Regions from separate parts of the Homo sapiens genome. Here all the other regions are linked to region 1. Evidence: chromatin loops called from intact Hi-C (ENCODE). Cell type or tissue: Caco-2. All regions are shown on one strand.

Region 1 (8,000 bases):
TTACCTTTATGTCTGGATTATCCTTCTCCTCTCTCTGGGTAGGTGGCCAATATTGTCCAAGTTCCAAAAGGCAGAAATTCTCTTGACATCTGAAGGAGGATGGAGAATGAGGCAGGCAACCAGCTTCACAGGGGACCCTAAGACCAGTCTAGAGGGTGCTATACTACTTCTCCCCCACTCACTGCCAACTTCCAGTAATGTCTTGTTAAGTTGTTCCATGCCTAAGTAATGTCTTATTAAATTGGTTCCTGGCATCAGCTGTCTTATGAGATAAAGGGAAGAATCTGTCTCACATTGGTTGGAGAAACAAAAGAAGAGGAGCTCCCCTTTCCCTCTCTTTCCCAGTGAGGCTGGGATGGGTTACCTGCAGTGGTCACAGCAGAGCAATGCTATGCTCAGAAGCATCTTGTGAAAGTCACTTGCAGTAGTAGCAGCAGGGTAGAGAGAACAAACCAGACTTGGGAAAGCTCAGGTGAACTCTGAGAGGCCCTGGATCCCTGGAGAAATAGTGGGGGACAGTTAGAAACAGAATTATTCCTGGCAGTCAGGCCAGGGGGTTTTGAAGCTCTCAGGTTTACTCATTAAAAATAGATGTGTTCCGGCCAGGCGCAGTGGCTCATGCCTGTAATACCACCACTTTGGGAGGCCAAGGCAGGCAGATCACCTGAGGTCAGGAGTTCAAGACCAGCCTGGCCAACATAGTGAAACCCCATCTCTACTAAAAGTATAAAATCATCTGGGCATGGTGGTACATGCTGTAGTCCCAGCTACTTGGGAGGCTGAGGCAGGAGAATCACTTGAACCCGGGAGGCAGAGGTTGCAGTGAGCTGAGATCACACCACTGCACTCCAGCCTAGGAGACAGGTGAGACTCTGTCTAAAAAAAAGAAAAGAAAAGAAAAAAAGAAAAGAAAAGAAAGAAAATAGAAGTGTTCCAGATAAAACTCTCTTTATAATATTGTGGTAGTGGTAAAAAAATTACCTATTTTTTCCAAGGCAGCATGTTGTTTAATGATGAAATACAAAAAGCCTTCCCAATAATGTGAGGAAATGGTGCCATTGTTTAACATATGTAACTAATATTGTTTAAGTACTACCCAATTAAATAAGAGGAAATAAATGTATAAAACAATGAAAAGGATGAGCCAAAGTGATAATTATTTACAGATGATATGATCGCATAGCTAAAAGAGAGTCACATAGAAAATTATTGGAAACAATAAGATAATCCAGTACAAAAGCTGGTTATTAAATGCAATAATCAATAACTTTCCTGTATAAAAACAAGTTAGAAAACATAATGAAAAAGTTCCCATTTAAAATGGCTTCTAGAATAATAAAATACATTAGAATAAAAATAACAATAAACATGCAGAATATATGTAACTGAATCTTGATAAAATGAAATGGCATTCCCTGTGTTTAGATAAAAAGACTAAATATCATAAAGAAGTCAACTTTCCCTAAATCAAATGATTAATTGAATGTAATAGCAACAAAAATAAGATTTCTTGGTTATTGTTGAAATCACATATGGCAAATAAAGATATTCATTACGCAACTATTTTAGCTGCAATAGACTAGAAACAGTCTGAATGTACATCAATAAGACACTGGTTAAATTGTGGTGTATTCCCAGAAGACAGCCTTGTATTCTGCCATTTAAAAAGTAAAGGAGATCTGCAGGCCTGGATATGGAATAATATCCAAGATATGTTGTTAAATAAAAAGATCACAATTTATATCTACACTATATCTATCCATATGAAATAAATGGCATCATAATGTATCTATAAATATGTATGTCCATATAAATTAGCATGTTTCCTTATTTGTACATAGTTTTCATAATTGTTATCTTTAATGGCTATATGAAGTGGAGTCCTTTCTGTTTCATAAATCTGTCTGTCCCTAGTGCCTATTATAATGTTCAGGAAGTCCTAATGAGAGCAAAGAATGATGCTAAGACTGTAAATGCTGGTGCCAAAATACCTCAATCCAAATGGGAATTTTTTAACCTCTGCGCCTTAGTCTTCTGGCCTATAAAATGGGGATGATGACCATTTTTACCTCATAGGTTTGACATGAGAATTGAGACAGATTAAGTGAGATTACAGATTAAGTGGGTTAATCTGCATAAAGCTTTTAGAGCAGTGCCTGGTACATGATGAGCAATCAATCAGCATGAGCTATTATTATTACTGTATGAAATAACCTTAGAAACTTTAAGTCATTTCTTGTTATGGCTGTTATAGATAGTAATGCAATGAGTAGCTCTATTAATATAATGTTTTGCCTCTTTTTAATTATTTCATTAGATTAAATTCCTAGAAATTAGATTGCTGGATCAAAGAGTAATCACAATAATTACCTTTTAAAGATATTCCTTTGACCTCTTCCCTTAAAGAAAATTTAATGATATGAAAATTACTAGTTGATATAAAAGAGAGAGTAAAGCAAATAAATCATGTATTTATTTGACCACAGCAAAAGGGAGAGGAGCTCCCCTTTCCCTCTCTTTCCCAGTGAGGCTGGGATGGGTTAGCCATTTACTAAACAATTATTTAGTAAACACCTATTTTATTCATAAAACTATCTAGACATCATACAAAAACCCAGGGTTCCATTCAGTTGATTAAATCCAACAAAGATTTCCCACTCTACTACATGCTTGTTCCATGCTGGGAGTTAATCAGAGTAGGAGGAATATGGAGTGGCCTTTGTCCTTAAAACTCAAAATTTATGCAAGAAAGTAAGATGTGAAGATAGTATGAGACTCTATAATCAAGCGCCAAATTCCGTTTTTAAAAGATCCCAAATCTGTGATTCAGACACTGGATATTAGGCATAGTAAGCTAAGCAAAAAAGAGTAGGTGCTGGCTGGAGCCACCTGGCAGACGTCAAAGCATTTTCAAAGACAATATCCAGTTAGCAGCAAAGAAAGAAGTATGTTACCACAAAAGTGATGACCAAATTAGGCTCTACTCTCTTCTTAGAATCTAACATTTTATAATTACTTTTAATCCACCCCCAAATCAACAGGACAGCTTTGCATTTGAATATTATCAGTAGAAAATCTTTGCTCTTGCTAAAGCACATCCTCGTCCCTGCCAGCTGGAAGGTAAAAGGAACCCTCAAGCTTCAGCTGTGGGCTTTAGCCAAGGGAGTCCAAGAGGTGTGCTCAGGAGTAGACGAGGCCGGTAGAGGGCCTCCACTGAGGACTGTGCGTGTTTATCTGTTTCGGAAGGGCTCTCTATCTGCTGAAAGAGCAAAATCATCTCCACTTCACTGTTTTCAGGATGCAGCGCAAATGTGTCTTACAACAATCCAAATCTCACACCACAAGCTTTACCACTCTTCAGTCTTCTCTCTTTTGTCTTGGAGTCAGGAGGAAGGGGGCAAACTGCCCTCCTCTTTGAGGCGAGCAAGATCCTCTGTCTCAAGGAAGCCAAACCTGAAATAGAAGCAGAAGCCCTTTCATATAATTGAGGAAGACTTCACAGTTGCCAGAAACCATTTTTGTAAGAGAATAAGTCCCACATAAAGGGTTTTCTGGCCTTTAAAATTAGCCCACCAAATATCTTTCTTGTGCCTTATCCAGGAATTTTTTTTTTTTCTGCTGCCGAGGCTGGAGTGCAATGGCACAATCTTGGCTCATTGCAACCTCTGCCTCTAGGTTCAAGCATTCTCCTGTCTCAGCCTCCTGAGTAGCTGGGAGGCCGCCAACACACCTGGCTAATTTTTGTATTTTTAGTAGAGACTGGGTACTGGGTTTCACCATGTTGGCCAGGCTGGTCCCGAACTCCTGAACTCAGGTGATCCACCTGCCTTGGCCTCCCAAAGTGCTGGAATTACAGGCGTGAGCCACCACGCCTGGCCCCTTATTTAGGAATTATTAAATTGCCTACTATGTGCAGAAACTTGTGAATTGTCAGGCTCCAAATTTCCTCAAAAGGCTGAAGCCTGGCAGGCAATGTCAAGAGGAGCTGCTTCTTGCCCAAACAGGTTCCAAAGCAGTCAAGTGAAATTGTCTTCCTTATATGGTGAAAAGTGCCCTGTCCCTTTAAGGCCAAGAGATTTGGCTGCAGACAGTCCCTGGGAAGTTTGCGGGCAGCCCCATCCTGTGTCTGATCCTTGCTGCTGTGCAGGTGAGTTCCCAAACCTTCTCTCCGCAATTTGCCCTCTATAATCGTTCTCATGGCGGGTTAGAAAGACTGGTATGAAAGGGCTAGAGAATTTCAGGGTCAGCAGAGATGGTGCTGTTTGGAGAAGTTTGAGTTGAAGGAAAAAACAAGGTTACAAGGGAAATGTGCAGTAATGCAGCCAGTGAGGATGCATCTAACTTCCTGTGGGGAGAAGGCAGCAAGGTTACAGAAGGCCCTGAGGCATTTCCAGGGCAGGGCAGGGCAGGGGAAACAAATTCAGCTGGGGAAGAGGGACAAATTATAGATAAGACCGTGGAGGGATAAGTTTAGACTCTTGAGCTATATAACCTGGTGAACCGCAAGTTAAAACCAAACATAGCTGGTAGGAAATACTGCTTCTGCAAGTGCTGAAGGCTTTCCAGGAGCTGGAGCTACAGGACCAGACTGCAGAGGAGAAAGTACATGAATGTTTGGAATGTCTATAGGCCTGGAAGGCTGCAGCCTTAACCCTTTTTGCAGCCTGGCTTGTTAGCCATTAGGGTTTGGCTGCCACAGAGCAGGAGGTGGGGGTGCATGTGTGAAGCACTGCAGTAGGAGACTAAATAAATAAACAAGACTATGATTGTGGAAATGCATCTCTGGCATCCTCATAGTACCACATGCAGAGAAGAGAGATTTTCTAAGCTCAGATTTTCTGTGTCATCCACAGAAACATCTCAGATTTTCTGTGTCATCTTTCTTCCAGCAAAGGGCTGGAAGAAATCTCATTTAAGCTAATTACTGCTCCGTCATTTACTAACTCAGCTTCTTGAATTTTTTTCCTCCATGGTCTGGAGCCTGGTACAATATTAATTTGAAATTAACTAATAAAACTTTTTAATAGCTAAAGATTTCCTAGCAGAAATGTGTTTCTCTCTAAGATTGAGATGTATATACAGCTGGGGTTGGGATTTTACTGAGAGCTTGAAAAGAGATGGGTGTAGTATAGAAGGAGAAACACTTGATGGTCATTTTACGTAATATCCAAAGCCGTTTAACTGAGCCTACAGCCAAAAAAGGAGTCCACCCAGGAATTTAAAAAAAGAGATGCTAAATTACAGGGCTTGGGGTCCTCTTTCCTCCTAGTTGAGTCAAGGTCCATTCATCATTCAGAGGCAGTGGTTTCTCTACAGTTGTGTGGGGGAGTGAACAAGAAGGCTGGATTAAAATTCCTTACATACTCCATGCCTTTTAAAAATATTCATTCATCTGAGTAGTCACTGAAGAATTCTTCTTATTATTAACTAACAAGTGCTCTATCCACTTGTTAGTGCTTTCTAAAGACAGAATGTTCATGAAAAAAGATTTTGTTTTATCACGAGGGATTTGTTAGTATAAGGGTTCCTCTCTTCTCCTCCGACTTCTGATGGATGGGCAAAGTGGTGATTATTGGTTACTGAAAAGAAAGATCTGTTCTTGACTCTAAAATCACAAAGGGCTTTACTTTGGACCTTTCTCATTCAGAAACATTGGTGTCCCAAGCAAAAAGTTAACTTATGCATTCACAATGTGGAAGACAGCAGAGTGCATGGGTATAGTTTTGCTTCATTTTGTACCAAGCAAATCCAGAAAGCAGTGTCAAATACATTGCTTTCAAATATAGATGCACAAAGAAAAACAAAATTCTATCCTTAAAGCTGAAAAATCTCTAAAAGTACCATATTGTTATTATTATTATTGTTTACTTTTTTTTTTTTTTTTTTTTTTTGTGAGAGGGAGTCTTGCTCTGTCGCCCAGACTGGAGTGCAATGGCGCAATCTCGGCTCACTTCAACCTCCGCCTCCCAGGTTCAAGCGATTCTCCTGCCTCAGCCTGCTGAGTAGCTGGGATGACAGACACGTGCCACCATGCCCAGCTAATTTTTGTATTTTTAGTAGAGACGGGGTTTTACCATGTGGTCAGGCTGGTCTCGAACTCCTGTCCTCATGATCCGCCCACCTCGGCCTCCCAAAGTGCTGGGATTACAGGTATGAGCCACAGTGCCCAGCCCATACTGTTATCTTTTATAAGATAAGTCAAGGTATTTCCAACGAAAAAAAAGATGTGTCTTCCCAAACATTTCACTCAATGACTCTCCCCGCCCTCAGTCACATATGGATCTTACAACTTCACACAAGCCACTTACTTTATCTGTGCCTCAGTTTCCAGCCTAGAATTGAGCAGATCTGAGTTAAATTTCTAGTTTCTTCATTTATTTCCATAACCATAGGCAAATTACTCAGCCAGTCTAAACTTTAGCTTTCTTATTTGTAAAAAGAATGAATGTTAATTAGGATCAGAAGACCCCAGAACTCGGCATAGGCTCCATAAATGCTATTTCTCATTTCTTTTCTTGTCTTTTTTTTTTTTTTTTTTTTTTCTATTGCCTGGGAAATTACACTGTTCCTTGGCAAAGGAAATAAGTTTTGAAAACGGAAACCAGCTGTGTAGCTCAGCTTTAGGACTACAGTTACTTCATCCCCTGTGCCCATTCCCTTCACAGAAGGATGCCCAACTCACTGGGAAACCCATTCCTAATCATCAACCAGTCTCACTGTTTGAAAGCTCTTCCTAAAGCAAACCCACTTCCACTTATTTTGTGTTCAGAGACGTGAAGAATTGTTGATTGTTTTCTTTTAATATAAAATTACTCCATAGTCTTAAAGAACAATAATAAGTTATCTTAGAATCTCTATAAAGGTGGTCTATTCCAATAATAAGCTTAAAAAGCATTTTTAAAGGAACTTTTTTGGTTCTCATAAGGCACCTCTTACAAGTATTTCAAAAATAACCAATTGCTACTTTTTTTTTTTTTTCTGAGATGGAGTCTTGCTCTGTCGCCCAGGCTGGAGTGCAGTGGTGTTATCTCAGCTCACTGCAACCTCTGCCTCCCGGGTTCAAGTGATTCTCCTGCCTCAGCCTCCCAAATAGCTGGGATTACAGGCACCCGTCATCATGCCTGGCTAATTTTTGTATTTTTGTAGAGATGGGGATTTTACCATGTTGGCCAGTCTGGTCTTGAACTCCTGACCTCAGGTGATCTGCCCGCCTCAGCCTCCCAAAGTGCTGGGATTACAGACGTGAGCCACCACACCTGGCCCCAATTGCTACTTTTCTATAAAACTCCTAACCCATTCACACAGCTGTCTTCAAGAACATGATTATCCTTACTTTCAGCACTTTCATTGTTTAGGTCACTTTAAGAGTAGGTTTGCCTTACTTGCAATGAGTCTGTGTATGACCCAAAAAAATTCTGTCACCAGTTTAGAAAGGTGGTGACAAATTTCAGCAACAGAAATATTCCACTGGAAGTTCACATCCCAGCCTATACATAAGCTGGGAATCAAGTATGCCATTTTTAACTAAACGAAGAGCAGGTCACACACATAGCCCATCTTCTAGTCATGGATTAACACAGCCTCTGTCAGGAGACGTGTTGAGAGTCCACACTTGTCCACTTAAAGTAGCTTTGAAACTCTGGGCTAGTTCCTACATGTGTCTGAGCCTCGATCTATGGCCTGCATAATGAGAATGATAATAACACTTATGCACGTGGTTCAGGGAAAGCATGAAATGTGCCAGGACAGGTGCTCAGTAATTATGTTGGATCTGAATGCCCAATAGTCTAACAAAGTCTTGTACCTTAATAATAAGGTAATGGCCCCAGATCTTGTCTACACACTTTAGAACAATCTGCAAGTATGGATATGTTTCTAAGGATGTGTAAATTTAATGTTTAATAAAAATGTAAGTTATGTTTCTAATTAGGTGGAATCAAAAAGAAGTCGATGCTGAGGCAACCATAGACCTGCTACAGGGGTTAACTGTGGAAACAGCC
Region 2 (8,000 bases), 57 kb after region 1:
GGATTATAGGCGTGAGCCACTGCGCCTGGCCCAAGTAAATGGTTTTAAATCACGGTGCTAGGTCTGAGGAAATTATTTACAAAGCTCTATCAAAAAACAAAACTGTGGAATCTTTTAAATTAAGTAACAGTCAAAAAGCCAATGTGAATTTTTTTCCTTGGTATGGCTGCTTTGCTTCATAGCTCAGAGACTGAACCAGAGCTAGAGGTTATGAACTAGACGAGGATTTCATACATTTTTTTCTCCAGCCACTTTTCTCCGTTAGTAAATAAACAAATGAATAAAATAAAAAGGTTGCAGGGTGAACCCAAAATTCTGTAATACTGTTAAAAAATCATGATTAAGTATTATTCATTTTATACACCTACCAATGGCAATGCACTTAAAATGCCATATCAGAACAGTTGTGCAACATCTCAATTTGATAGTTTTTCTAAGAAGCATAACCAAGCTTCCATAAATGTAGTGAAAGCTTTTTTCATATTAAAGACATGTTATCGGGAGATGGAATGTTTCCTTCTTCCTACATAACTGAACAGTGATTAAATATTGACTAAGAGCCAGGAGTTGACAGCCATTGGCCTCACCCTGGTAAATGCTGATATATGATGCTGAATGTAAATACAGAGCCATCCTCTCAGGGCCATAGTTTTGTTGGTTTTTTTTTTTTTTTTCTGTTGGGAGATGGGGAGCCAGCAAGTTGTAGCTTATGCTTGAGGTGTCAGATTCAAGTGTTGCAATAGAAGTGTGTAATTTGAAACAAGTAATTCTTTAAAAAGCCACCCAACTGTCAAAAGAAAAATATATTTTTCTAATCAATCTGAATAATAAACAGAATGCTAGTTAGAAGTTTTAGCAAAACATCCAGGGTACCCACTGAATGCTGCTGTTTGTAGAAACAAAAGAGCTATCCATCACTGGGGCAGCTTATACTTTCATAGACAACGATTGTTTGGTTTATATGAAACAAACTGGTCGAAACATCAGATTTATTTTGGGGACATGAATATATGTTTGGGAAATTTTAAAACATCTTATTTTTGTTGTATGTGTATTTTCTTTTTTGTTGTTTTAAACATCTATTTAAAATATGCAGTTGATATTTTCCCTCCCTCTATGGGGAAAATCAAAGATAATAATTTTTATTACATTTCTTTCTGTTAATAAGGTTCATTATAAGATCTTATTATTTTTATCCCAAGATTTTTAAACCCTGCAGGAAATACCTGGAAGACTTACTCAACAGCTGTTTGTAGTGCCATGAAGCAAAATCTGTTAATTCTTTATTGGTTAGAATGATTTAAACATAGGTCTCCTTTTCAGCAAATATAGCAATCTAAAAAGTCTGCTTTTTTTTCCAGCAAGTTTTAATAGACATTTCCTAACCTCTAAATCATCTATGATACCCTTATTGTGATGGTCATCTGGACATCAACATTGCTATCTTCAAAGTATAATGAAATTAAAAGATACTTTTAAAGATTATTATAGTTCTCAAATTATTCAAATTGAGCCAAAATGGATTCATATGGATTTGAGTTGTTATTAATTCCTATTAGAGGTATTGGCATATGTCTGTTCAAAAACATTAATGCTTCTTAAATATCAATGACTATTCTTCCTTGAAATGTACTGAGAAATGGATTTCGTGCTGCTGAAACTGAAATGAGAAGGAATGGTCATAAATCATAGTTTAGTTTCGCACCTTTAGTCAGATAAGCAGTGAAGTGACTCTGAGTCAAAGCGTGTGTGTGTGTGTGTGTGTGTGTGTGTGTCTGCGCGTGTGCACTGTGTGTGTGTGTGTGTGTGTTTTGTGGTGTGATTGTGGTCTGTGTGTAGTGGAGGGATGGTTAATAGAAATGAAGCATCACAGCTGGACCAGCCACAGCACGTAGAATCCTTCCCTGGGGCCTCAGTTTACAAGACAAATAATTTAGAGTAACCCCTTCCCCCTTTAAAAAGCCGAATATTTTTGTAAAAATTAAAGTGAGCACTGAAGACAGTTTTGAAGACAAAGAAGAACTCACAGTAAGCGAGTCTGAGTAGGTGCGTGACTGGCCAGCTTTGGTATTGACTGGCAAGGAGAAGACTTGTTGAGGGTTGACTTTGGGTCTGATTAGATACCAGGGATTTGACCTATGTAATCTTATTTTTGTCCTCTCAACAAACTTTGTACCCCTTTTTAGTAAAAAGATGAGAACATTAAAACCTAGGAAGATTTAGTAACTTCCACATAGCTGGTAAGTGGTTGAGTTAGAATTCCAACTCCCAGGTGACTTAATTTAAAATTGACTTCAAAGTAGCTCCCATATGGACTGAATATAGGATACGAGCCTCTGCCTAGCCTTCAGTCCTTTTTGTTTGGTTTAGGTGTTGGTTGTCTTTGTAAACACTGGAAGCTGCTGAGTCATCTCCCTCGGCTTTTTCCATCACACTTTACCCCACATACATTCATACACACTTGGCTCAAGCTTTTCGGTTCTTTCTCTGGACACTAGATGACTGTCAGCCTTACCTGGGCCCTGCCCCAGAGGCTGCCCCAGCATCTGGTAGGAGCTTAGTGAGCGGAATGGATTCCTAGTGAAATAATGAATGTCTTTCCTTGTATTCTGTGTTTGAAACCTCCAGGATAGCAATTCCATCTGCTATATGAAATAAGAAAAAGTAAATATTCTTTGGTTAACCTTTGTCATTCGCCTACTTAAACCTCAATCACATTTCTTTGAAATCATGCCAGATTTGTGGAGAGCAAATTGCCAGGTAAATGGAGGGCAAATTCACCAAACTAATTCTTAGTTTTTTCCTTCTCTAAGGGAAGGAACACTTTGCAGCTTAACAGCATTTTCAAAGTTTCAAACAGGACTGGCTACTGAGTTGAAGAAGCATTAGTTGGCCCTTAAGTCCTCCCCTCTGGCCACTGTTGTCCACTTCACACATTTGGACCAACTTCCCTCATCTGAGCCTGAATCCTATTAGCCAGCACTGAAAATCTGGCATGGTTTCAAAGAAATGTGATTGAGGTTTATGTAGGGGAATGATGAAGGTTAACCAAGGAATGTTTACTTTTTCTGATTTCATATAGCAGATGGAATTGCTATCCTAGAGGTTTCAAAATAATCTTATCGAGATGACTTTTGACCCGTCTTCAATAGCATTACAACAATCCCCGCAGCCTGGAGACTAAGCTCTGCTGCTGTTTTGAGTGAGCTGGCCCCACAGAGGGTGTGACGTGGGAGTAGAGATGAGTGTCGGCCTCAAAGTCTGCTCCCATCTCTCAGGAAAGCACCTTCTTTAGATTAAGGTATTGGGGCTGACACTAAAATAGATGATATTTGAGGCTAAGTTTTCAATTTCACTCTTTCCAGAAAAACAAAGTACTGATAGGGATCTACTCTAAAAGCTGGTTTTAAATACAAGGCGTTACAGAAGTGCCAAATGCAGTCACTGCACTTAAAATCATGGCCTGTGGATAGAAACAAAGCTGAAGAGTGGCCTGCCGAGTGTAGAGCGTTCTTTCACTTGTAAGAAATTAAATACAGAGACACTCAACACAATTCCTGGATGTGATTTCCTGTTGGTTCATCTACACACTCTAGAAGATTCCTGAGGAGAGGTTTATTGCCCAAAGGAATTCAGTGGAGGTATTTTCAGGTTTGGCTGATTTCCAAGAGCCCCCTCTCAGGGCCAAATTATCCAATTCCCTTTCTTGGTGAGTTCACCACACTTCATTCATTCACCAAAAATATGCATGGAGAGCCTAACTACTACATACTAGGCACTGAGCATACAGTGCTAAAAATAAAAAAAGATAAAATCCTAGTCCTAATGTAGGATACATGCATTAAACATATGAACATATGAACCCTGTATTTGTCAGGGTTCTTCAGAGAAACATAACCAATAGGGTATAATATATATATAATTCACCTTACATATATATAAAATTGAGCATCTGTAATTAAAAAATCTGAAATCTAAAATGCTCCAAAATTCTAAACTTTTTGAGGGCTGACATGATGCTTATAGGAAATGCTGTGGAATATTTCAGATTTTCAGATTAGGGATGCCTCACCAGTAAGCATAATGCAAATATTCCAAAATCCAACAAAATCCAACATTTGAGACACTTCTAGTCCCAAGCATTTCAGATAAGAGATACTCAACCTGTATATGTGTATGTATACAGGTTGTGTGTGTGTATCTATATATACAGAGAGAGAGAGAGAGATTGATTTTAAAGAACTGGTTCATGCAGTTTCGAGGGCTGGCAAGTCCAGGCCAGCAGGCTGGAAATTCCTTCAAAAGTTAATGTTGCAATCTTGAGTCTAAAGGCTGTCTGGAGGCAGAATTTCGTCCTTTTCAGGGGACCTCTCTTTTCTCTTAATGTCATCAACTGATTGGATGAGACCGGCCCACTTTATGGAGAGTAATCTGTTTTACTTAGAATTGACTGATTTAAATGTTAATCACATCGAAAGCACACCTTCACAGCAACATCTCACCTGGCATTGACAAACAACTGTGCACCATGGCCTAGCCAAGTTGACACAAAATTAACCATAATCCCCCACCTCCAAATAACTGTCATTTCAATTTAGTGGCTCTCAAACTTGAGCAGGAATCAGAATCCCCTGGAACACTTGTTTGAAACACAATTGCTGGGCTCCACACTCCTGATTCAGGAGGTCTAGGGTTGGGCCCCAAAATTTGTATTTCAAACAAGTCCCGGGTAACGCTGATTCTGCTGGTCCAGGGATCATACTTTGAGAATGATAAGATTACATAATTCAGGGTCTGACCCTTAGCCTCGTGGCCCAGAAACTGATTTTGTTATCATAAGAAAGATAATTTTATTTATCAGGGATGTACCCAGTAAACCATGATTCCAAACCTGATGTGTAAAATAGCAATGCCAATTTATTGATTTATGATAAGCACTAAAACTACGGTGGTGAGCAGAACAATCCTGTCAGCCTGGGAGGGGCAGTCCATCCTGTGGGCAGCTCCACTGAAAGGTGAGCAGTCAGTAATTGGAAGGAACTGGGGATCCCAGCCAATGATCCAAAACAGGTGATTTAATTGCTGCAACCGCTCCCACCGCCAGAAGGGTCATATTCTCAGTTCCTGCCCAAGGCCCCCCTCTACCTGGACTTTATACTTGGATTAAGACAGGGGCAACTTTGGAGGAATGGATGTTTTCAGTTGAAAGCTTTGGTATTTACTGGGCTGAAAGAGTGCTCCTCTCTGCTCCTCAGACTCTACTCAGCAGCTGGGCTCAAAGTTCATAGAAATTGGAAATGCTTTTAGTGAATCATTAAAATGTTACCTTTTACAGAAACTTTTTATTGGATATAACTTATACTGTTTTTATGAAAGAGGAACTTGAGCAGCATTAGAATGTGTTAATGTATGTCCTTCATATGCTCGGTTTCCTTTCTTGGTAATAATTTGAGTGAAGTTACAATCTTTCTGTAAAAGACTATTTCCAGCTGGGTGCAGTGGCTCACGCCTGTAATCCCAGCGCTTTGAAAGGCGGGCGGATCACTTGAGGTCAGGAGTTCCAGAACAGCCTGGCCAATATGGTGAAACCCCATCTCTACTAAAAATACAAAAATTTAGCTGGCCATGGTGGTATGTACCTGTAGTCCCAGCGACTTGGGAGGCTGGGGCAGGAGAAACACTTGAACCCAGGAGGTGGAGGTTGCAGTGAGCCGAGATTGAGCCCCTGCACTCCAGCCTGGGTGACAGAGCGAGATTGTCTCAAAAAGAAAACAAAAAGGCTATTTCCATCTTTCTCTGCACATTGAGAGGACCTGACTTTGAAAAAATACTTATACATTTCATATTTTCAAAATTTTTCATGTCCACTTAGAAGCATTTTTTTCCCCTAAGCTTTGGCTTTCTGCCTTTATCATTGCTATTTTAAGATTTTTACATGAAAAATGGGATTTGTTTCTTAATCCTTTAAACCAAATTGTGTTGTGAAAAAGTTGTGTTTATGTTATTTATTTTAATATTCTTTTTTTAGAATCCTGCAATTATCCTCAGCATGGAAAGTTTGGCCCTAAAACCGCTTCTGAGAAATCAGAATGTGGCCTGAGTCTGGGCGGACCCCTCACACCTTGCCTGCCTTGGACTTCTTATGAAACACAATTGAATAGATAACCTAAGGCAAGGGGATAAGGTGGCCCTGGAACTTCCTCAAAGGAATAGGGACCTCAGCGCAGATAAGTAGATTCAACCACTCAGTGCAGGGAGGTGCAGTCTCACGTTTAACCTCTCAGTTTCATTGTCATATCAGCCCAGGGGCCCATCAGCAAATAGAAACCATTCTAAGAATTTCAGGGAGCAGATTTAATGCAAGGAATCAGTTAAACAAGTGAAAAAAAACACAGAAAGAGCAAAATGTGGAAACCAAGGTAACACAGAGACTAGTAACGGCAAGAAGCAGCCACCACTCCTGGGACCAAGACAACAAAAGGGAAGAGGCGATGTTACCAGAACCTTCCCGGCAGGTGCCTGCTGTGGCTCAGGCATAGCCCTCAGGGAGGGGAGACAGAGTCCTGCTTGGGGCATCTGGCAACCTCAGTCAAGTCACAGCAGGGGTGCCCAAGGGCCAGCTTTCTGCAGCTGCTGGAGGGGTGTCCTACAGGAGTTGGGCCCTCCTCTTGCTGGCCATTCCCCCATGCCTCCCATTGGCAAGATCTAGCAGGGAGCCAGGTGAGAAAGGAGCCTGGGAAACATCCTTCACACAGTCTTAGCATCAGAGCAGAAGCCCGTGGCTTCCTTTGCTTTCCCTCTTCCTTGTTGGCCTTTATTATCAGTTGTATTCACTTATCTGACTATAAAACAGGGTAATATTAGTGAGAGAGGAATCTGTTACTGATAAAGAACAAGGAAAGGAATCCATTAATCCCTTTTGATTATCATACAGATTATTCCCCAGTGATTATTAGAAAATACTTTTATCTTAATGAGGAAAAATCTCAATTTATTTTTAAAATCCTGGAAAATGGAATGCCGGGTAATATTCTTATTTAACTTTTGACATTTTTTAAAAAGTCATGTTCTATTTGGGGTATGAACGTGTGTGCCCATAATAATTATTTTCATCTGTGTGTGTCTATCTTGGGCCTAGAAAAAAAATGACTCATTTTCTTCTAAAGATTAGAATTCCATGGGCATCTCTTTTTGGTACAATTCCTTTGTTTGTTCATTCCTGGAGATAATGGAGTTGGTACTGATAGTGCCCTCCTTGTATTGTATTCAGCTCAGTTCAATGAGTCTTTATTAGGGGGCCTGTCAAGTGCCAGGCTGTGCCTCAAAGGTATGGAGGCAGAGGAGACTCAGGCGGTGTGGAAGAGCATGGCTTGGGGCATAGGACAGACTTGGCTTTGAATTCCAGTTCTACCGCCTAAGAGTCTCACCCTGTGGAGCTCAGTTGCTTCATCCTGGATGTGAGGATGAACACTGGTACTGCAAGGCTGTTAAAGAATTGTATGTGGTAAAGCACTTGACAATTGTCTGGAACATAATAAAGGCTTCATAAATGGTAACATGTTGTTATTATTTTGATAATCATCTATGGTTTGGGTACAGACTTTTTAGTCATTGTAAAATTTAATAGTAGAGTTTTTGTTTGCTTAGATATCTGTATTTCATTCACACAATTAGTTGGCATTTTAGTTGTTTATTAGTTTTTAGTCATTGGCCTAGAAGGAAATGGCTACAGTTCCCTTGCTCATCTCTAGTAAGGATTTGAAGTGGCTGGATTGTCATTTATAAGGTTTTAACAAGAGAATTTTTAAAAATTCAAATGCTTTAACCATTTTTCAGGCCTTTGGTTTTCATATTTACTTACAAGTTGATAGTTTGTTTATTGGAATGGAGATTTTATTTGGGGTTGGGTGTAGAGATGTGTTCTGTTCTAGTGGCTAGAGTACTGAATTAAAATTTTAGAAAGAATTTGGATGTAATTTTTAACTGAATCAGGAATTTGT
Region 3 (8,000 bases), 100 kb before region 1:
TTCTATGTGTAAAACAAGGTCAATAAAACAATATAAAAAATAACAAAACACAAAATGACCTTTATAGCATGGCCATAAAATCTGAAATATTAAAGATATCAAAGCAGCACCTGATTATGTTTTAAAGATTTTTTATGTGTAAAAATTTACTAAAAATACAACATAAAATCATAAAAACATACAGTTGGTGGAGAATAGACAAAGCCCACTCTTTAAGAAAAATTGTCTCTATAAAATACACAAAAGATGAGGTAAAAAAAGTGAATCTTCCTTTATTTAGACATTATCCTAAAAATAATAGATGATAAACTCAAAAGAGTACATTCTATCAATTATACATGCTGAAAATACGGTAATGATAATGCATAATATATTCTGTATCTGTAACTCATCAAGTTACTTGAAGTTAAACAAAAACACACACACACACACACACAACTTGATTACATTATTCTCTTAAGAAGACATTGAGACCCCAGGAGGTCCAGGCTGCAGTGACCTGTGATCAAGCCACTGCACTCCACTCTGGGTAACAGAAAGAGACCCTGTCTAAAAAAAGAAAAAAGAAAAAGAAAAACAAAAACAAAACACTGAATTTTCTTTTTCTGGCTAAGTCTTCTCCATTTGCTTATTTCAGAAATTTGCTTTTCCAAAGATGAGTTCACCCTGTCCCATTTTGGTACAAAACCTTTCATTTTATCTTTGAGCTTCTGAATTAACACTTTATTCCTACCAAATCTTATTGTTCAGGGATCAGGCAGTTAGTTTAAAGGATGAATCATGCCTATCAACAGGCCTGGCAGTTGCAGTCAACAGCAAATTGTGATTTCCAGAATGAAAGTGACTTGTTGCAGGACAACACTTACCAGCATGTGACCTGGGGCAAGTCACAGCCTCCCTGAGCCTCTGCATCTGTAAAGTGGGCTCAATTCCACCTCCTTCACAAGGCTGTTGTAGAGATTAAACAAAATAGACCATGTGAAAGCCCTGGGCCTCATTTATGTTTATAAACAAATCCTGTATTTTTAAAAACAAATTTCCACATTTCCTTCACTCAACACACATTTATTAAATATCTGCTGTGTTCCAGAATCCTTGACAGGCACTGAGAATACAAAGACCAATAAGGCATGCACTCTGCAGTCAAGGACCTCACAGCCCAGGAGGGAGGACAGACAAGTAAATAAAGTATTGCAAGACACTATTATAAGTGGCGGAACAAAGCAGGAACTTATCAACTCTGTTCTAAAAGTCAGGGAAGGCTGGGATTATGAGGGGTAAGAAGGAAATAAGGCAGATGAAGGAAATTGGAAAGACAGTGGCAGCCAAAGAGAATGTACAAAGCCCCAGAAGCATGAAAGAGCATTACACATTTATGAAACTGTAAAGTTTCAATTTCCCCTTTACTAAAATATGAGATGCACATTGGGAATACATAAAATGAAGCAGAGACATAATCTTGATCACTGACCTTCAGGGGCTCAATCTGATGAAAGAAAAACACACATATGATTAATCTCAATGGTTATGCGGAAAATTAAGAAAAAATTCCACACTGTATGACCTCATCTACAGAATTTTTTTTAAAACTATGTAAAAAAGTGACTAGAAACAAAAGAGAAACAATCCAATTTTTAAATGGGCAAAGATGTTTATAGCAGCACAATTCACAATAGCAAAACTATGGAACCAGCCCAAATGCCCATCAACCAACGAGTATATGTGGATAAAGAAAATGTGGTATATATATATACACCATGGAATACTACTCAGCCATAAAAAGGAACTAAATAATGGCATTTGCAGCAACCTGGATGGAATTGGAGACCCTTATTCTAAATGAAGTAACTCAGGAATGGAAAACCAAACATCATACGTTCTCACTCGTAAGTGGAGCTAAGCTATGAGGACACAAACATTCTCGCTCATAAGTGGAGCTAAGCTATGAGGACACAAAGGTATAAGAATGATACATTGGACTTTGGGGACTACAGGAAAAGGGAGGGAGGTGAGGGATAAAAGACTACAAATTAGGTACGGTGTACACTGCTTGGGCGATGGGTGCACCAAAATCTCAGAAATCGCCACTAAAGAACTTATTCATGTAACCAAACACCACCTGTTCCCCAAAAGCCTATTGAAATAAAAGAAATTGGATAAAATCTTAAAAAATAATAGTGTTAAAATTAGATGTGGTATTCAAACCTCCTGATTTGGGTAGTGGTGCATTTTCACCCAAAGTTGAATTACAAGGAAAGTACCAAAAAAAAAGTTAAAACGTGGGCAAAGAATTTGAAAAGATATCTATCCAAAGAAAACATACAAAGGAGAAATAAGTACATGAAAAGGTGCTGAACATCATTAGTAATTAGGGAAATGCAAATAAAAACCACAGTAAGATACTACTTAACACATGCTAGGATGGCTATTACTAAAACTTAAAAAAAAAAACCCAGAAAATAACAAGTGTTGGCAACAATATGGAGATATCAAAACCCTCATGCATTGCAGCTGGGAATGTAAAATGGTGTGACTACTGTGGAAAACAGTTTGATGGTTTCTCAAAAATTTAAACATAGAATTACTATATGGACCCATAATTCCATTTCTAAGTATATACTCAAAAGAATTTAAAACAGGAACTCTAACAGACACTTGAAGACCAATGTTCATAGTGGCATGAGTCACAATAGCCAAAAGGTAGAAACAAGTGTTGACCAGCCAATGAACAAAGTAAATACATACAATAAAATATTATTCAAGGATAAAAAGGAATTAAGTTATGACACACGCTACCCTGTCAATAAACTTTGAAAATATTATGCTAAGTGAAATAAGGCAGAAACAAAAGGCCAACATTGTATGGTTCCACTAATAGGAGCTATTTTGTGTAGGCAAATCGACAGAGACAGAAATTAGAATAGAGGTTACCAGGGGCTGGAGGGAATGGGGAATAGGGAGTTATCGCTTAATAGTTACAGAATTTCTGGTTGAGATAATGAAACACTCTAGATAGTTGTGATGGTTATACAAGATTATGAATGTATTTCGTGCCACTGAATTTTACACTTAAACATGGTTAAAATAGTAAATTTTATATTTTACCACAAAAAAATTTTTTTAATAAGCAGTGGAAAAAAATGGAACATCTCTAAATATTAACAATGGTTTCTCTGTGTGATATGCACCCCCCACCTCATCTCTTACTTTCTCCACTTATTTGTATTCTTTTTTCCTTAATGAATATGTATTCTATGTTTTTAAAAACTCTAAATTTTACTTTTCAAAAAGAAAGAAAACAAAAAAAAATATGGTAAGATTTTTTAAATCTATGTTTTAGCTATGTATGAAGTCCCTTGGGAATGGAGAGGCCATCATCTAGATTGTACTAGGGCTGGCAACAACCTTGCAACCAGCTCGTTTGAGGACTAGAAAAATGTGGCTATGTGTCGTCTTGCCCTAGAAAACCTCTTGGAGGAGATGTAGCCTGAATCCGGATTATTGTGAGCCTTCTGCAAAGCTTTAGCTCTGCGCTGCAGCCCCATGTAGGCCAAGACGTCTACAGGCGCCAACTTCAAAGAGACACTTCTCCCTTGGAATGCAGCTGCCCAGCTGGCCTGAAGGACTCTGCAGAGATTAGAAGAGTCAGATAACAACTTTCCACTGAATAGGAGGTGGGATGCAAACATCAGCTAGTTTCTTCCTGGGACTCCCTCTCCCTCAGGGCGAGGCCTTTGGCTGTGTAGGACCAAACATCAGGCACCAAGGCTTTTCCCATTTTGGGGAAAGGAGGGAAGCTAATTTTGTTGTATTAGCAACTGGCTTCTGGACCTTGCTCTCCTTCCCTTTGTCAGAGAGAAAGCACAAATGATATTGTAGCCATGTATCTCAAACTTGGAACAAATAGTTTTAGAACTGGGCCCTGCCATGGAATTGGATCATCAAGCAAAGACCTAGAGCACTGCTAGTTTGCTCAGGGTTTTGTCTTGAGCTGGTCTGACTGAAGGGCAACTGAACTGCCAGGGGAGGACGGACTATGATGAGCTCCCAGGAAATCTGTCCCTGATGTTGATGATACTCAGGATATTTCAAAAGAAGATAGGTTTAAACCACAAGGTGGGGAGATGTGGACCCCTAGCTTGAAAGCTCCTTAACTGTTAAGGGGCACATGTGGGAGACTTCTAAATAAGGTGCTGAAGATGAAAGTTGCCTTTTCTTCTAGGGTTGTATCAGAAGGTTGACTCTAGATTTAGTTCAGTTATAGCCCCAGGGAATAAGCACCAACAGTGAAAACCTTCTCCTAGGTCTGAGAAAACTTATGGCCACACCCTTGAAAACTCAGACCACACCCTGAAATTCCACACCTTGGAATTTCATTCTTTTGCTTTTAAACTCTGCAGTCTCATAATTTCAGAATTGAACTAAGGGTTGGGACACAGATTTTTAACACAAAATCTTCATTTTCCCTGTGTTTTTCTCCTTTGAGATATCACACTTTCTACTGCAGGTATCTATATACATATAATAAACCTTGAATTTATTCTGTAAGGAAGCTCATCCCACAAGGGACAACAGAAAAGCCAGAGGGTGACATGTATTAAAGATGTAATATGTAAAAATGTGGCAGACCTGAAAAGCACACGTCTCCAAATTGAAAGGTACCACCAATGCCCGGCACAATAAATGGAGGTGGGAGAGAGAGAAAGGGCCCCACCCACAGGGCACACCATCTCAGTGAAATTGCAGAACATTGGGAGTAAAGAAAAAGTCCTAACAGCTTTCAGAGAAGAAAAGTAAATCACATACAAAATTCAAAAATTAAAATGACATCAGACTCTTCAATAGCAACACTGGAAGCATGAAAAGAATGGAGTAGTTCCCTGGGAATTCAGAGGGAAGTAATTTTAATATGAAATTTTCTACCAGACGTATCAAAACTCAAGTGCACAAGCAAGAAGAAATATATTTTTCCATATATATGGCTCAAGAAATATATATCCTATACACTCTTAATTAGGAAGTACATTGAGAATTCATTTTTAGCAAAACAAGAAAATAAACCAAAAAAAGAGTTTCCACTAAAGAAAGGTTAGAACAATCAGATATCTGATGTGATGAAATATTTGGAAAATATTAGTGATAGGCATTAGAGGGTTTTTTGAAATATTTGGAGTGGGGAAAATACATACATGGACCTACGCATAACAGTAAAAAAAGCAATAATTAACTCAAAAAAACCTGTAATCTTAGAACACTAGTCAACTTAGTAGTAATATTTAGCGACAAAAACAAAGACTGACTATAGATTTAACCAAAGATTGTGACATATGAAGGGATGGGATATGGGGAAGTTTGGAGGATTTGTTTTTCAAGGATTTTAGGGGGTAAATTAGAGAGCTTAGTAACAGAAAATAAAGAGATTATGTTTAAAATGTGTTACATAAGCAATAGTAATATTAAGATGCTAGTTAGAAATGCAGAGAGAGTGTATATTTTAAAAGAAAAAGTCATTAAGAGTTGCAATGGATTGCCTCTGGGAGGTAGAAATGAAGAATGGAAGAGGGTTAGTTTACTTTTAGTAATGTTTCATACCGTAAAAATAAGAAAAAAAGAAATAAACTATGTAAGTGTATTACTTTGGTTAACAAATATTTATTTTTAAACCAGTGTATCAGATTTCATCAAAATCTGTAAGAATTCAAGTTTTTCCAGCCAGAATAAACAAATAGGAAATGCTGAACAGTTAGAGGCCCACCTCTCAGTTTAGTCGTTGGTTTCACAAAGGCAAAGAAACCAAATTTATCTTCCTTTTGTTATGACTTCCACACTGATTTTGACAAATTTCCCTTAGTGCCTGTGCTCCACTGCAAATTACTTATTTTTCTGAGTCACTCTTGTCTAGACCACAAAAGCAGCCCCTGCACTGTGTGTGGCTGATGGGAATTGCAGGTTGTTCTCAGATTTGTTTGTACAGCACTTCTTCCCTTGCCCAAAGTATACATTATATGTGAATGAGGCTCGTCACAGCTCTGCATAATTACCGCATTTGGAGCCATTCTTCTCTTCAGAAGTTTTCCCCCCCTTTTCCTTTTGATTTCTTATATTTTGCAGCAACTGTCATCATTATTTTGATGCCATGGCTTAATAGCGCCTTCAAATGCAAATTTGACAACACAAGCTGAAAATCATGGGTGGCAAACAAAGCAACTAAACTTCCATGCCTGTGTTTTTTGAGAGCTCCACCTGATCTGTAAATGCACACGTTTTAGTAGCCAGCCCTGCTTACAACCTTCGTCTTTGTATTATAAGAAGAACCAGAATTTTCTGAAGATATTCTGCAAATCTAGGCTGTAAAATGGAGTTTCAATTCCTCTTACTCTGCTTTTTACAATTCTAACTTTGCAGATAGTTGAAATCCATCTGGAGGCTGTTTCCCAATGAACCTGTTCTCTTTGTATCATTTATCTATGAGTGATAAGTCAAATATTTCACAACCACAACTGCCCAGGCATTAGCCAAGCAAGCAGAGGAGCAGTCGGGCAGGAGCTCCTAGCCAGCACAAGCCTTCTACTTTTAGTTGCTGGACCATGGGAGAGGTGGTAGGGATGGGGGGTCTCTAGTCAGGGACTCGAGGGGCAACGATGGTGCTTGGGAGGCCAGAAGAGTAGCTGTACCTAATTGACATGGAAGTATTTTAGTGTTTTGACCACCCATAGAGCAGTATCTATGCATAGTGAAATACCATTCCTGTGGGATTCCCATCCTGCCTGTAATATAATTATAATATAGCTTCTTCTTCCTTCTGGTTTGTAAGTTTCTTGAGGGGATATTGAGACTCAGGTTCTTCTGTGTGACACCATGTTTCCTCTGGATGAGTATATGAATGAGAAAATGAATGATGAATGACAAATTATTTCTCCTCCTTTGTGAGTCTAGCTTCCTTACTCTCATTTGAAAACATTTAAATGTTTCAGCTTACTCTCATTTCAACATTTCAGCTTACTCTCATTTGAAAGCTTTTCATTTGAAAACATACCGAAACTTAGGTAAAGAAGGACATTTCATAATCACAAATGCAGTTCTTTGTGAGGACAAGAGATTTAGAAATAAACATTCAGGAATCAAACTATGCTCTTTTCTTGATAAAAGTTATCATTGTCTTAATAGATATTTGGGAGAAAGAGGAAAGTATACGCCTTGTACTTTGTTAGTTTTGTAGGCAGGTGTGGAATGCAATGGAAAAGATCTCATGCTAACCATTTTTCTTTTGAAAAAAAATGGAGATTTTATTGGCAGTGTTTTAATTTTGCAATATTTTATTATTTTATTTTATTATTTTGGAGACAGAGTCCTGCTCTGCTGCCCAGGCTGGAGTGCAGTGGCACAATCTCAGCTCACTGCAGCCTTTGCCTTTTGGGTTCAAGTGATTCTCCTGCCTAGCCCCCAGAGTAGCTGGGACAACAGGCATGTGCCACCATGCCCGGCTAATTTTTGTAGTTTTAGTAGAGACGGGGTTTCACCATGTTGGCCAGGCTGGTCTTGAACTCCTGGCCTGAAGTGATCCACCTGCCTCGGCCTCCCAAAGTGCTGGGATTACAGGCATGAGCCACCGCACCCAGCCTAATTTTGCAATATTTTACATTTAAATTAATACAAGAGAATCAAACCATAAGCACCACACTGGTAACTCTGTTTTCTCTGCTGAAGCTAATTGAAGAACAGAGAGGGAGAGAAATCCATAAATTGTAAGGAAGAAATTAGACTTTTTTAAAAAATCAATTTCAGGACCTAAAAGTTATCAAGCTATAAGGATAAGGAATTGTAAAGGAATGTGATTTTTATCTAGGTCATAAAATTTACCGCTGTTTTCCTTTCTTAATTTAAATGTAGAAGTGATAGGCATCTACAATGTGCCAACCCAGCAGGATCTGAAACATGAATTCATCATAGGTTAAAACATTTATTTTTCATCCAGAGGGAAATTGGCATGAAATAAATTT

The links. A loop is a pair of places that touch in the nucleus more often than their neighbours do. Peaks named below come from ENCODE experiments on the same cell type or tissue, not always from the same donor. Only the 100,000 strongest peaks of a DNase experiment are listed, where the experiment ranks them.
Region 2: a loop joins it to region 1, with 4 times the contacts of the local background. A loop is called at or near these places in 3 of 110 quality-filtered maps.
Region 3: a loop joins it to region 1, with 4 times the contacts of the local background. A loop is called at or near these places in 8 of 110 quality-filtered maps.

The regions. Positions count from the first base shown.
Region 1 is chr3:159,728,268-159,736,267 of GRCh38, forward strand. All of the region lies in intron 4 of IQCJ-SCHIP1 (IQCJ-SCHIP1 readthrough), which reads left to right. The region is part of intron 1 of SCHIP1 (schwannomin interacting protein 1); the gene reads left to right. Among named protein-coding and RNA genes, the nearest start is that of IQCJ-SCHIP1-AS1, 36 kb to the right of the region's middle. In Caco-2, no CTCF peak of the experiment used is centred here; DNase peaks (open chromatin) are centred at 4,104 and 4,624; H3K4me3 peaks cover 957 bases.
Region 2 is chr3:159,784,922-159,792,921 of GRCh38, forward strand. The region is part of intron 4 of IQCJ-SCHIP1 (IQCJ-SCHIP1 readthrough); the gene reads left to right. All of the region lies in intron 2 of SCHIP1 (schwannomin interacting protein 1), which reads left to right. Among named protein-coding and RNA genes, the nearest start is that of IQCJ-SCHIP1-AS1, 20 kb to the left of the region's middle. In Caco-2, no CTCF peak of the experiment used is centred here; DNase peaks (open chromatin) are centred at 600, 2,440, 3,200, 5,050 and 3 weaker places.
Region 3 is chr3:159,628,727-159,636,726 of GRCh38, forward strand. The region is part of intron 4 of IQCJ-SCHIP1 (IQCJ-SCHIP1 readthrough); the gene reads left to right. All of the region lies in intron 1 of SCHIP1 (schwannomin interacting protein 1), which reads left to right. Among named protein-coding and RNA genes, the nearest start is that of IQCJ-SCHIP1-AS1, 140 kb to the right of the region's middle. RefSeq lists an enhancer at 3,356-3,866. In Caco-2, no CTCF peak of the experiment used is centred here; DNase peaks (open chromatin) are centred at 3,595 and 6,525.